2 separate regions of the Homo sapiens genome follow, and region 2 is linked to region 1. The links are chromatin contacts, found by Hi-C in ENCODE. All regions are on one chromosome and are shown on one strand. Each heading gives the region's core, a stretch centred on a gene start or an enhancer-like site at or near the end of the contact. The rest is flanking DNA. Distances are from core to core; before and after follow the strand shown.

The links. Hi-C counts contacts between places; a loop is a spot of excess contacts on that map. Pooled maps may share reads with other maps.
Region 2: a map of endothelial cell of umbilical vein shows a loop between it and region 1 (4-fold over the local background). The contact joins two enhancer-like sites. A Hi-C loop is called at or near these places in 3 of 168 maps with a recorded cell type or tissue (Caco-2, endothelial cell of umbilical vein and naive thymus-derived CD4-positive, alpha-beta T cell), 7 of 37 single-sample maps with no recorded cell type and 10 of 50 pooled maps.

Annotation. Positions count from the first base shown.
Region 1 is chr15:60,581,708-60,587,718 of GRCh38, forward strand. The region is part of intron 2 of RORA (RAR related orphan receptor A); the gene reads right to left. All of the region lies in intron 3 of RORA-AS1 (RORA antisense RNA 1), which reads left to right. Among named protein-coding and RNA genes, the nearest start is that of RORA-AS2, 97 kb to the right of the region's middle. RefSeq lists an enhancer at 3,332-3,381. Within about 2 kb of position 2,389, at least 5 of the 41 ENCODE cell types and tissues checked have a DNase peak (open chromatin) inside an H3K27ac peak, as active enhancers do.
Region 2 is chr15:61,166,869-61,172,879 of GRCh38, forward strand. All of the region lies in intron 1 of RORA (RAR related orphan receptor A), which reads right to left. Among named protein-coding and RNA genes, the nearest start is that of RORA, 59 kb to the right of the region's middle. Within about 2 kb of position 3,208, at least 3 of the 41 ENCODE cell types and tissues checked have a DNase peak (open chromatin) inside an H3K27ac peak, as active enhancers do.

The DNA.
Region 1 (6,011 bases), core at 1,139-3,638:
ACTTAAGGTGCTTACATCACACCATGCTGGTTTATAATGAACTGCTGTCTTTTTGAATAAATGTTTCAATGAAATCCAAGTTTTTAAAGATGCCAGGTCTCAAATTAGGAAGTTAAATGATATTTTTTCATGCTGGAGCTTAGTTCTGTTTTTCTTTTTTATAAAATAAGATGGCATCACAAGAGATACATTGTTTCTGCTTGCTAATAAACTGCAGACGATACATTGGGAGAGACTCAATTTCTTTGGGTTCCTGGCTTGGAATATTTGGTAAAGAATAAAATTACTGTGGTACGCAATGGTTAAGGCTACTCCATGGTTTCCATTTTTAAACAACTGCCCCCGCCCCTTGGTTTTAAATCAACCATCAAAAACGGAAAAAGCTTTAGGCTACAATTTGATAAATAAGGTATGACTGTAATTTACTAGAACTAAATCTGGGCATATTTATTATTAATATTAATGAAAACTTGCTTGTTCTTAAATTTATTTAAATAGCATAAAGTAATTACCTCTTTCTGTCTTAAATTTTCACTTCCAAAAGGAACTGATTAGCTGATAGAAGGACCTATAGCAATTAAGGGTAGAGACAGGGAATAAGGAAAGTAGGAGGCATTTGTTTGCCTCTCCCAAGTCTCAAACAAGAAACTAGAGCATGTTTCTGTTTTAATAGAAACACTTTCATAGAACGGTAGAGATGGAAAAGATCTTGGTGACTACCAAGTCCAACCCTTTAACTTTAAAAACAGGGAAAGTGAACAACTGAGGTTTAACCTGACAATTATTGCATCGCAGATCTGGGACAATAACCCATATCTTCATCTTCCCCCACCCTATGTAGGGGGGTTTCCACTACTCAACATTGTTTTGCTACACTGCGGACAGGGTGACTCATGTACAAAGTGAGGGTGTTGGGCTTCAGAGGTTTCTCAACCAGAATTATCTGAGTTATCTTTAAAAATGTAGCAATACTTGAGCTCTACACCTTGGGACCAGTAAAATCAGAAATCTGTAAGAGCACAGCCTGGGCTTATATATCTTTTAAAAACTCTTTAGATAGATTAATACGCAGACCAGGTTGGGAGCAGATGACCTGTGAGGTCTATTGCAAAATGTTCACCATCAGTTGGGAAAATTTTTTGATTCAGTTCCCTGATGTTGACCCATGAGGCCATAAGCATTTCTAAACCATTATACTGTTTTTACATTGGCCTAGCTGTTGTTATTATCTGCATTTATCTAGTTCATTGATATGTTTACTTAAGTATTACCTACCTCTCCCACCAGAATGTACACTCACAGAGACCAGAGACTGACATGATCACTGCTGTCCCCTCGGCCGCCAGCATCACATCTGCCACAATAATGAGATAGATACTACACCAGCATTTTCAAAAGAAAAAGGGGGCTGGTGTCGCAGTGTGGAAGCAGGCAGGTAGTCCTTCTCCACACCAGCCAGAGGAAGTCTACTTTCATCTATCCCACCAGACTAGAATCTAAGCTGCACGAAGGCAGCATTTGGTCTCCCCTGTTTGGATGTCACCTCCAGAGCCTGGACACTGGCAGATACACACCAGATGCTCAGTGCCTGAGAAAGGCCATGTGCTAAACAGGAAGCACTGATCAGCTTCCAGGGCACTGAAACCTTTACTTTGTCGCTGAATAAAGCAACCTTGAAAAGACATCACTGTTTCCACTGAGTTGGCCTTGACTTCTGCAGTAAGACTCTTAGCCTGCTCCTGCTAAGTGGTCACAGTATTGGCAAGACCCAGCCCAGGCACACAGTGAAGGCTAAAATACATTGTGTCTATGTCACATGCAGAGGCTGGGGCTTCTGGACAAGGCTTTATGACGAAAAGGAGTACAGTATTTGAAAAGTCTCACAGCAGCCTCCAGCACCAAAACAGCCTCAGGGTTCTCTCCTGTTTGGGCCACTTGGGGTAAGAGATTTGAGGGAACAGTCTGCCCACTTGCTTCTGCATGCTGGTTGATAGCAAGGCCAAAGTTAACAGAAAAATATTTCAAGTGTGTTAATAACAATGCCAGAAATTGCTCACATCTGGCACCTCTTCCATGCTGAAGGGAGTGAACTAAAGAGAAGTGAATGGTTACCTTAATATAATTTACCTTTCTGAGATTCCCTTTCCTCGTGAGTAAGAGGAAAGGGTTAGCCCCGAGCAGTGGTTCCCAAACCTGTCTTATCCTCACAAGAGGATCTTTTACAAAAGAAGATTCCTTGGCCTCCCCTCCTAGGCTTTTGGAAGCAGGATCTGTGCAGGTGTTGCTGGAGAAAGGCATTTATTTTTTAAATGCTTCCCAGATGACTGTGAAGATCAATGACATTTGGGAACCACTAGAGGACTGGAGGACTCTGCGGTCCACCTGGCTCTGACAGGCTAGAACAGAGAGCTTCACAAAGTGAGGCCTAAGGACCAGTTGCATCAGAAACATCTGAGATGCTGTGTAAATACATGCCTTCGTGGGCCTCACCCCAGACTGACAGAATCAAACTCTGTGTGAGACCCAGGGATCCGCCTTCTTAAGACTCTCTGGAGTATGGGTTCTACTCTACAGTTTCAGAACCACTGTTTCAGGCAGGATTTTAGAGCTAACTTATGGCTTATGTGGAAGCAAATCATGTTCATCCATAAGTATAGGGTTTGACTTTATCCAGTTACATTAACATTTCATTGCATTGTTTGGCATGTCACAGAAATCTCCTTTGTTTTAAATGGCATGTAGCTTATAGCAAATGCAAATGTGTAAGTCCAACAGCCATAAAGCAGCCTTCTCTGACTAAGTGTGGCTGCCAACTTCTCAGTGCATTTTTTAAATGCTGATTCATGGCTTAAGACACTTGATTGGGAGGAAGGTGTCTCAGCTCCTATTATAAAAGCACAAAGGTGGTACCTGAATTACCTAGCACACAATAGGCACTTAAGTATTTGCTGAAACAAATTTATTTACTTATTTTCACCCACTGTTCTACAGAAGATTTGAAGTGAGATGAACAAATAAAAAGAAGGAGAAAAAAAACCTTTCCAACAACCGAAAAATGAAAATAACATTCTGTGAAAAAGAGAATACTTCTCATGTGGTGAAAAAAAATCACACTTCTGGGTGGCGCAGTTTGTAAAACGGTTGGCTTCAATAACTGATCTGAAACTTAACCACAAGTCTTCACTTCTGAACCACTGCCTTATTTCTATGATAGAAAGGTTTAAACAGCAGTTTTTCCTTGCTTTTTATTTTTTTTCTTCTTTTTCATGAAACGCTGCAATTTCATCTTTCTAATAGGAACACGTAAGCACTATTATCCTTTACAAGCCTGGTGATTATTTGTCATTATTATTACCCTGGTTATTCTAGCTCAGATCAGCTTTGACTTCTTCAGCAATGCAAAATTCATATAAACGTGCATTCTTATACCTCTGTGTAGCACCAGGAACAAATAACATTTAAGCAAATAGGAAGATCTATATTCATTCCTCAGATTCCGACACAGAAATCAGATTGTTTTACCATTGTTTCACACTTGTTATAACACCAAAATCCAAATCCACAATCCACTTGTATTATCTATTTATCCTAAAAAATATGCAAATGAATGCTTGTCGCTACCTCATGCAGAGTTTCTGACATATCCTCTATCTTATTTTTTAGGCAAACTGTATATACTTAAGTGAACCAAATGATCTAACCATAAATCTTCAGAAACCAAGGGGTTAATAGTTTTTTTCATCCATGTTTAAAATTGTTTTATTACCCCCCAAAAGCTACTGTAGTTTACTTTTTTACTAAATGTTTATCATTTTTGAAAAAGAAAAGCTCTAGATTTAAAAAGGGGAAACGCTGAATTTAGCTCATCAAATGACGACCTCTTTTTAAAAGATATTCAAGGGTTGGGAATTAGAATGGAGTTTGAAACTTAAAAAAATACGAGGATTACTAAAAATGTCATAACAATTGTTGACTCACAAACCAAATTTCACTTAAATTTAATATTGAGCCAAACAGCAAATAAATCAGCTTTAAGTTAAAAATTTTTTTTCCTTTACTTCCTGCCAAGCAAACTTTTAAAATTCAGTATCCCTTCCACAGTTACATTTCTGATAACCATGAAGAACAACGAGTTAAACTTTTGAATCTGGAATAGAAATGTCTCATTCCAATTAAGAAAATAACTACAACCTTTGACCTTCCCACTAGCCTGATGGGAAATTCACTGGCACCATTATGGGTTTAGCCGTCCATGTGCAAGTAACCACTAGAGGGCAGCCTTATCTCATATCTGACATGCGGCAGAAAAATACCTGAAATGCTTCTAATGTTCCTTTAATTATTTTTGTAGTATCTTTGATTTTCCTGGATACTTAATAATCAACTTCAAATGGAACTAAAAGTATTCCTAAACAGTTCAAAAGTCCACTTTCACAAACAATGATATCACAAAGACTGGTGGTGAGAGGTGCTAGAGATACAGCTAGCTGATGTTATCTTTAAAATTTTAAAACAAAAGTTTTTCATCTTTAAGTCATGGCTGCCTCTTTACTATGTGCTGGGTTAAGTGCCAAGTCAATTATATCACAACTGGCACTTGGGGTCCATCTTTGGCATTAAAATTTCAAGTGGTTCTAGGCAAACTGAAGTGTGTTTGAGGAAGAAACTGACCAAGATTGTGGGAAGGCAGAACCACACTTACAGCAAAAAGGACTGGAGAGGGACAGCAGATATTACGTATTAGAGGGGTGTGTGTGTGTGTGTGCGTGTGCATGTGTGTGTTACAGTACTAGTCTTCAAATGACTTACAGTCTTTCATTTGAAAGATGGATTAAATGTGTTCTGCACAGCCCCAAAGGAAAGGATCAGAATTAAGGGATTAAAAGTACAAAGGAGAGAGTTATGCTTGATATAAAAAGACTTTTCTAATTCAAGATGGAGTAACCTACCTTTAAAGATAGTGAGTTCCCCATCGTTGGAGGTGTTCCAGCATAACCAGATAACTACTTGGCAGAAATATTGTGGGCAGGGTCCAAATCCCAGTGAGACATTCATCTGAGTGACTTTAAAGGTTTCGTCTGAGACTGAAATAATCCTTATTTGCTTTCAGACAAACACACCTTAATCCAGCAGTCATTAAGGCCATTCCCCACTAAGTGAGAAATGAGATTTTTCAGATCTACTTGAAAACTTTTAGACTTCACGTGATTTTCTAAAAGACAAACGATTTCTCAAGAATAGATCTACAATCATGCCCCTAAGCTGTCATGAAAACAAACACGACAGCACTCACAAGCACGAGAATTCGTAAGCTTTATACTACACAAAGTCATATTAAAATTAGAAGATGCATTTGTGAATGTTCCCTTTGCCTAAGGATAAGTGGAACATATAGATATATCTCTCAATTCTATCATAATGGCGATTGGTTACACAGGTTAGCTGTACTTCATGGTATTCTGTATTCTTGGGGAAAATAATGCTTATATTTCACTCATATCCTCTTAAAACAAGCAGACTTAATGAAAATCATGGTTGAAGAGAGCTAATGATAAGCAAATAAGAATAACCCCATTTGTACCAAACTGATTTTATTAAATAGTAATTTAAAGATATTAGGCTCAGCAAAGCATTACATAATTGGATCTATTTTTTTCCCATATAAATGCCAGAGTTATAATTTCCACTAACTAGAGACAAAGTTATATCCAGGACGTTTTTCACAGCTTCCTCCAGGGGAGGCATGAAGATAGAAATTAGGGTTGTAGTTCTTGTTTCACGTTATCAGATGGAAAAGCTAGGCTATAACGCAACCTCTGTGAGCCTCAGTTTCTTCATCAGTCACTGATGGGACTATCAGTGACTCTCTATGGAGGATTAAATGATGTAAGAGTGTTTGTAAACCATAAAGCACAAAATAAATATAGATTAGCATCATCTCCCTATTTGTTTATGAAATGCCTAGTAAACTTCAGAAGCAGTAACATTTTAAAAAATGAAATAACTGGAAA
Region 2 (6,011 bases), core at 1,958-4,457, 590 kb after region 1:
TCATGTACATCTCCATAATTAGATTACTTTTCCCCATCCTCATCCCCACAACCTACTCACCAACAATTATCTGAGCCCAGCTATGCTCACCCCTTCTTAAGACCTGCCCTCTCTGGAATTACAGTAGACAATGACAAAGAAGTTGTAGTTGCCAGATGTCTCAAACTGCAGTGACACACATACACAAAATCACAGAATCGGCTGCACCCCTAATGCTTCTCTGTTCAAAATCCAGTTCTTCTTGTAATGACATCTAATCAGGCCCTGGAATCAGCTGAAACGAGAGCTTCTGTAAAAATCACTCTTCACTCGGTACTCAGCAGTTAAGTCTCTTAAATGTCAACCTGCTAGGAATTACTTTAAAAGATTTTTTTTTCCTTCATTACAAATCTCAAAGCTATTGAGTCTTTTCAACTTCCAGATGGATCCTGATATTCATATAGTCCAGAAAATGACAATGTTCTTTGTCTGCTAGGTTTGAACAATTTTGAGTTACTTAAAGAATGTGTCCACATTATTACAGACACTCAGGTTAATAATAAACATTGAGATCCTTATCCAGATATTTATAAGCCTTTAGAACTCTTTAAAGGATGCAAATAATTTGACCAGGATTTTTTTTTTTTTTTTTTTTTTTTTTTTTTTTTTTTTTTTATGAAGAAATTTCTCTACAACCAGGACTCTGGCTAAATCCATTAGCCCTACAATTTGGCTATGTGACCACCAGGTGGTGACAGTGTGCCACAATTCAGGACCAGCAAGGTTGGCATCAGGGAGCTTTCCCCACACTTATGTTGAAAACCAACCTTTCAAATTTAGATCTCACTTAATCCCCTGCCACATTTAAGGTGTTACTTTTAATACAGCATCTCAACCACCACCTCTGGGTTAGGTCCTTCATAATCTGTAGAACCGAAATCTTTTAATGTGGCATTCAGGACCCTCCAAGGTGGTCCCACCCCACCCACCACTCTCCTACACAGTCCCTGTATTACAGCCACACTTCAATGCATGTTTCCTGCACATTCACACAGATGCAAAGATGGTTCTAACATTTCTTGCTTCTGTATATTTGCTCTTGGGGATATCCCCTGATGTTCACCTACCTTTTCAGGCACCTATAAAACATCTGGAAACTTGCTCAGACAAAACTCCACCAAACAGTTGTAAAAGCCCAGAGTTCTACTAGTATTTAGGAATATGCTGAGTGTTGTTTCCTGTAGAAAACTTGTAATGTATATATATAATATATATTAAAAACATACATATATACACATATATACATACATATACATATATATGTAAATCATTACATATATACACATATATACACGCGCGTGCGTGCGTGCGTGTGTGTGTGTGTGTGTGTATGTATTTTGAGACGGAGTCTTGCTCTGTTGTCCAGGCTGGAGTGCCGTGGCGTGATCTTGGCTCACTGCAACCTCCACCTTCTGGGTTCAAGCGATTCTCTTGCCTCACCCTCCCTACTAGGTGAGACTACAGGTATGCACCACCATGCCCAACTAATTTTTGTATTTTTACAAAATTACAAAATAGTAATTTTGTAATTAGTAGAGACAGGGTTTCGCCATGTTAGCCAGGCTGTTCCCGAACTCCTGAGCTCAAGTTATCTGCCCACCTCGGCCTCCCAAAGTGCTGGGATTACAGGTGTGAGCCACTGTGCCTGGCCCTTGTATTATATATTAATCTTGATATTTTTAGGATAAATAAAAACGTGTGTCTTAATGAGCGCTAGATCACATAACCTGCCTTATCTACTTAGCTATTTCTCTTGAACATCTTTCCTTGTCATTAAATGATACATGAAGCGTTTTATGGTTCCCCTCACCAGGAGTCTGCTCAGTCTGGTGGACAGTATGCTGGGCTTGAAATCAAAACACCGAGATTCAGTCCTAGTTCTAGCAGGTGCTAGCTGTGTTTGGGCAAGTTGTTTAACCTCTCTGAGCCCAAGCTGCATGGGTGTAATGCTTACCTCCCAAAGTCTCTGACAGCCTAAATGAGATCACTCATCTGATCATTTCTAGCTTGGAACCTGCCTTGGAGTGACCTCTCAATTATTACTCATTTCTATCCACTCAGTTGATGTGATTTCTTTCTCCCTCCAAGCCACACCACTCTTTGTACCTTCCTGTGCCTCCATCCTGCTGGATCTCACCTTAAAGGAGCTTGGGAACTTGCTGTATTCCCCCTGCCAGAGCATAAGAACACTCCTGAAGGCAGGGCTGGCCTGACTCCTCTGACTGGCCCCAGGGATCCCCTAGCATATGCCAAGTCCCCTGCAGACGCCAGGCATCTGTGGAACTGAATGGGGAATCCAGCCTCCCTTCGCCTTAACCCTTGCCATTCTGGGCCTTGCACTCTTACAGCCCTGTACACAGCTTGGAAAAAAAAAAAAAAAGTCTGGCGTCTTTTAAGGCCCTGGCTTGACGTTGATGCTAAAAAATACTTTCAATCTGGAGCTTGGCTCTTTGGGGTCCCGATGATACCTCTCTGCCTGGTATCCTCTGCCTACAGCTTCTCTCTTGGTGGCCAGCTCTGCCTCCTCTTCTGCAGGTTCCTCTTCTGTGGCAGCAGAGGATAACCTTGTTAAGTGAGAGGAAGAGTGGTACCCCCTCTCTGCCTCCTCCTCACACGGGACGTAAACACCACGGCTTCAGCAGGGAGCTAGTCCATGCTGAGGCCTTCTCCAGCCTTTCTAGCCTTGATGTTTCTTTATTGTTGTCTGTGGCTTGGTTTCGTTTTTCCATTTTCATGAAAAAAAAAAAAAAAAAGCTTTCTTTTCTTGGCCCTTCTTCCAGCAGTTGATTGATTTGCATTGGATGCTGAAGCCACTTCCTGTTTTTCCTTCAAACCCCCCAGCAACTGTCTTCCTTACAAACGGCCTCAGAAAAAAAAGAAACAGCTCACATTCCTGGTACAGGGCACCTGGGAAGAAAAATTCATTGGATTTCATCAGGAAGTATGATGTTCCTTGGGCAGCATCCCAGGGTGGACCTTTCTGTTGACCCTATCAGGATGGTAAAATTGAAAAGAACCCCCAGAAGGCAGTCCTCACTCTGCAGGACACCTACTCCCAGAGGCACCGTGTCCATCATAATAGTTCTAAGCGTGTGTACTAGAATTGGATGTGGGTGTGTTTACTTCTGCACTGCCTCCTAGCTGTGTGACCCAAGGTGAGCTGCTGTGCCTTGCTGATCCCCAGTTTCCTCATTTGTCAAGTGGGTTGAGTCATAAGACTTCCTGTATTGGTTTCCTGTGGCTGCAGTGATCAATTACCATAAATGCAGTGGCTTAAATCAACACAAATCTACTAACTGTTCTGAAAGTCAGAAGTCTTCAAATCAAGGAGTTGGCAGGCTTGTATTTCTTCTGAAAGCTGTAGGGAGAAATCTGTTTTCTTGCGTTTTCTACTTTCTGCAGGCCACCTGCATTCTCTTTGCCCTTTCTTCCACTTTCAAAGCCAGCAGTGTAGCGTCTTCAAATCTTTCTCTTCCTGTTTGTGTGTCCTGTGCTTTTGTCATTAAATCTCCTTCTTTCACTCTGACTCTCCTGCCCGCCTCTTATAAGGACCTGTAATTACACTGAGCTCGCCTAGTTAATCCAGGATCATCTCCCAACTCAAGGTCCTAACTGAATCGCATGTGCAAGGTCGCTTTCCATGCAAGGTAACAGATTGCCAGGCTCTAGGGATTGGGGTATGGACTTCGCTATTTTGCCTGCCATACTTCTCTCATAAAACCATTATGAAAATATAAAAAGAGCATATATGTGTATTTTTCAGCACAATCCTGGCACATTGTAAGTGCTCCAAATATACAGCCATGATTATATCAATATACCAATACCAGCACTAGCAGTCAAAAGAGAAGTGGTTGTTAATGCTTAGTTAGGTAAAGCAGAGCCATTTGGATCAACCTTGAATGAAAGCAAATGGAAGCGTAATTGGGGCTGGATAGTGCACAGACACATCCTTTTACAGTTTCATATCCTCACTCTTCGTTTTAAAAACAAATGTTTACTGGGCACCCTCTAGATACCATACTTTCCATTCCTCACAATAGTCGTTTCTGGTAGATGTTACCGCCTTACTTTACAGGTGACGACAGTAAGACTTAGGTTACACAATTTGGTCAGATTGTTCAGCTGGTCACTAGCAAAGGCAGGATTTGAATTTGCTATTGTCTGATTTAAGCCCGCCCTCTTTCCAGGCTCCAGGACTTGGCGACATGCTGGCTCATACTCACTCTGATCATCAAAACTACACCAGACCTGCCCCACGGGCAGCTGGCACACTTGGCTTTCAGGGCAGAAATCAAGTTCTTGCTTCTCCGGTGTCCTCCACAGCCCTACACCCATCCAGGGGCACACGGTGGGTGGGCTATGCCATCCTTGTGATCTTGCTAGGAACAGGAGAGCCCAATGAGAGGCCTAAGTGCTTCTGGGGCAATGGTTCTCAGCCCTGGCATGTGTCACAATGACCTGGAGAGCCTGCTAAGCCAGACTGTTGGCCCCACCCCCAGAGTTCAGTAGGTCTGTATTTGCATTTCAAATAAGAACCCAGGTGATGCTGATTCTGCTAATCCAGGCCCACACCCTAAGAACCACCCCTCTGCAGGGATCCGGAAGTAAATTTATTAAAGGAGAATACACTGCTCAGATGTGGGGTATTAACACTCACTGGTCCCCACCCACTCCACTTCTGGACTTCTGCAGAGCTGCTAGCCCTACTTGACTAATAATTCCCAGCAGAGGGGCAGTCTCCCCATAACCTATGACACATCGCTCACTTTCCTCCACTGCTCCTGGAGGTGGCCCCCATTGGGAATCTTAGCTTTACTGGCTACATCTTTAGCAGAGAGGCCTGGGTCATCTGTCCTCCCTGTATCTTCAGCTCAGCCAAACAATAAAATGCAAGACACAAAACGTTGCCTTTGAAAATGAGGCAGCTGGGGAGAGGAACGATGCCTTTAAAAGGGCAAAGGTTCTTTGGGACACCGATCCTCAACATCTCACCCTGCAGCTCAAAGTCAAGGCTTGCCAGGGTTCAAGTTCTCAAGTGTGCTTCAGTGGTGTTATTTAGATGTGACCCTATAGGCTGAAGGGCATGCACATTAGCATATTTTGTAACAGCTGTTGATGAAGATGTTAAGTCTTGCTCAGGGGACCAGTTGCAGTGAGAAGCATTTTATGAGAACAATATATATTGTAGACATCTGAATATATTTCCATGAGAAAATAAGGATGAAGAAACAAAAAAAAATGGTATAGTGTCCTTACACAGCAGATGAATATTTAATACACTGGAGCTTATCTTTAAGAGAAAAAAATACCCTTTGCAATTTTTCATGCTTCCTACAATAGCAATCCATATACGAAATGACAAACACTATAGCCACCCATATAAATACCACGTATTTCATTATTCCTTTCTTACGGTGGCACAAAGGCCAGCTGCTACATGAAGTATCATGAAAACATAAATTAGTGGTTATAAATAGCATATTTAAAGGATGAGGCCATCTAAAATCGGTTGGCTTAACAGAGGCCAAGAACAAGTCTGAGGAATTGATAAGACAGGAGGGAAACTCAGGTAGTATATGCAGATCCCAGGACAGCAGCCCACAGATGCTCCACCAGGGGCTCTCAAAACAGAGTTCAAGGGGGATAGGTCTCAGGGCCCCGGAGGAATGATCCTACTTTCAGTTGACCCTTGCCACCTCAGGAGGGACCAATTCAGAGACTGCTTATCACCACTATTTTTAACTTCTTGGCAATATAACCAGTACAATGGGAAAATCGCCCAAAGTAAATACATACTCTCCTTTGATTCTTCTCCTGGAAAGCAGTTTTCTACTATTTTCCGTTAGAATCATTTCCAGGGTAAATCACACTTCAGAGGCAGAGCTTAAGTCTAAGGGTCCCCTAAGGAGCATGTATCCTGGGCTGGGAGGAGCTAAAAAAAAGGCATGTCTTTGCTCTCTGCTGTAGAT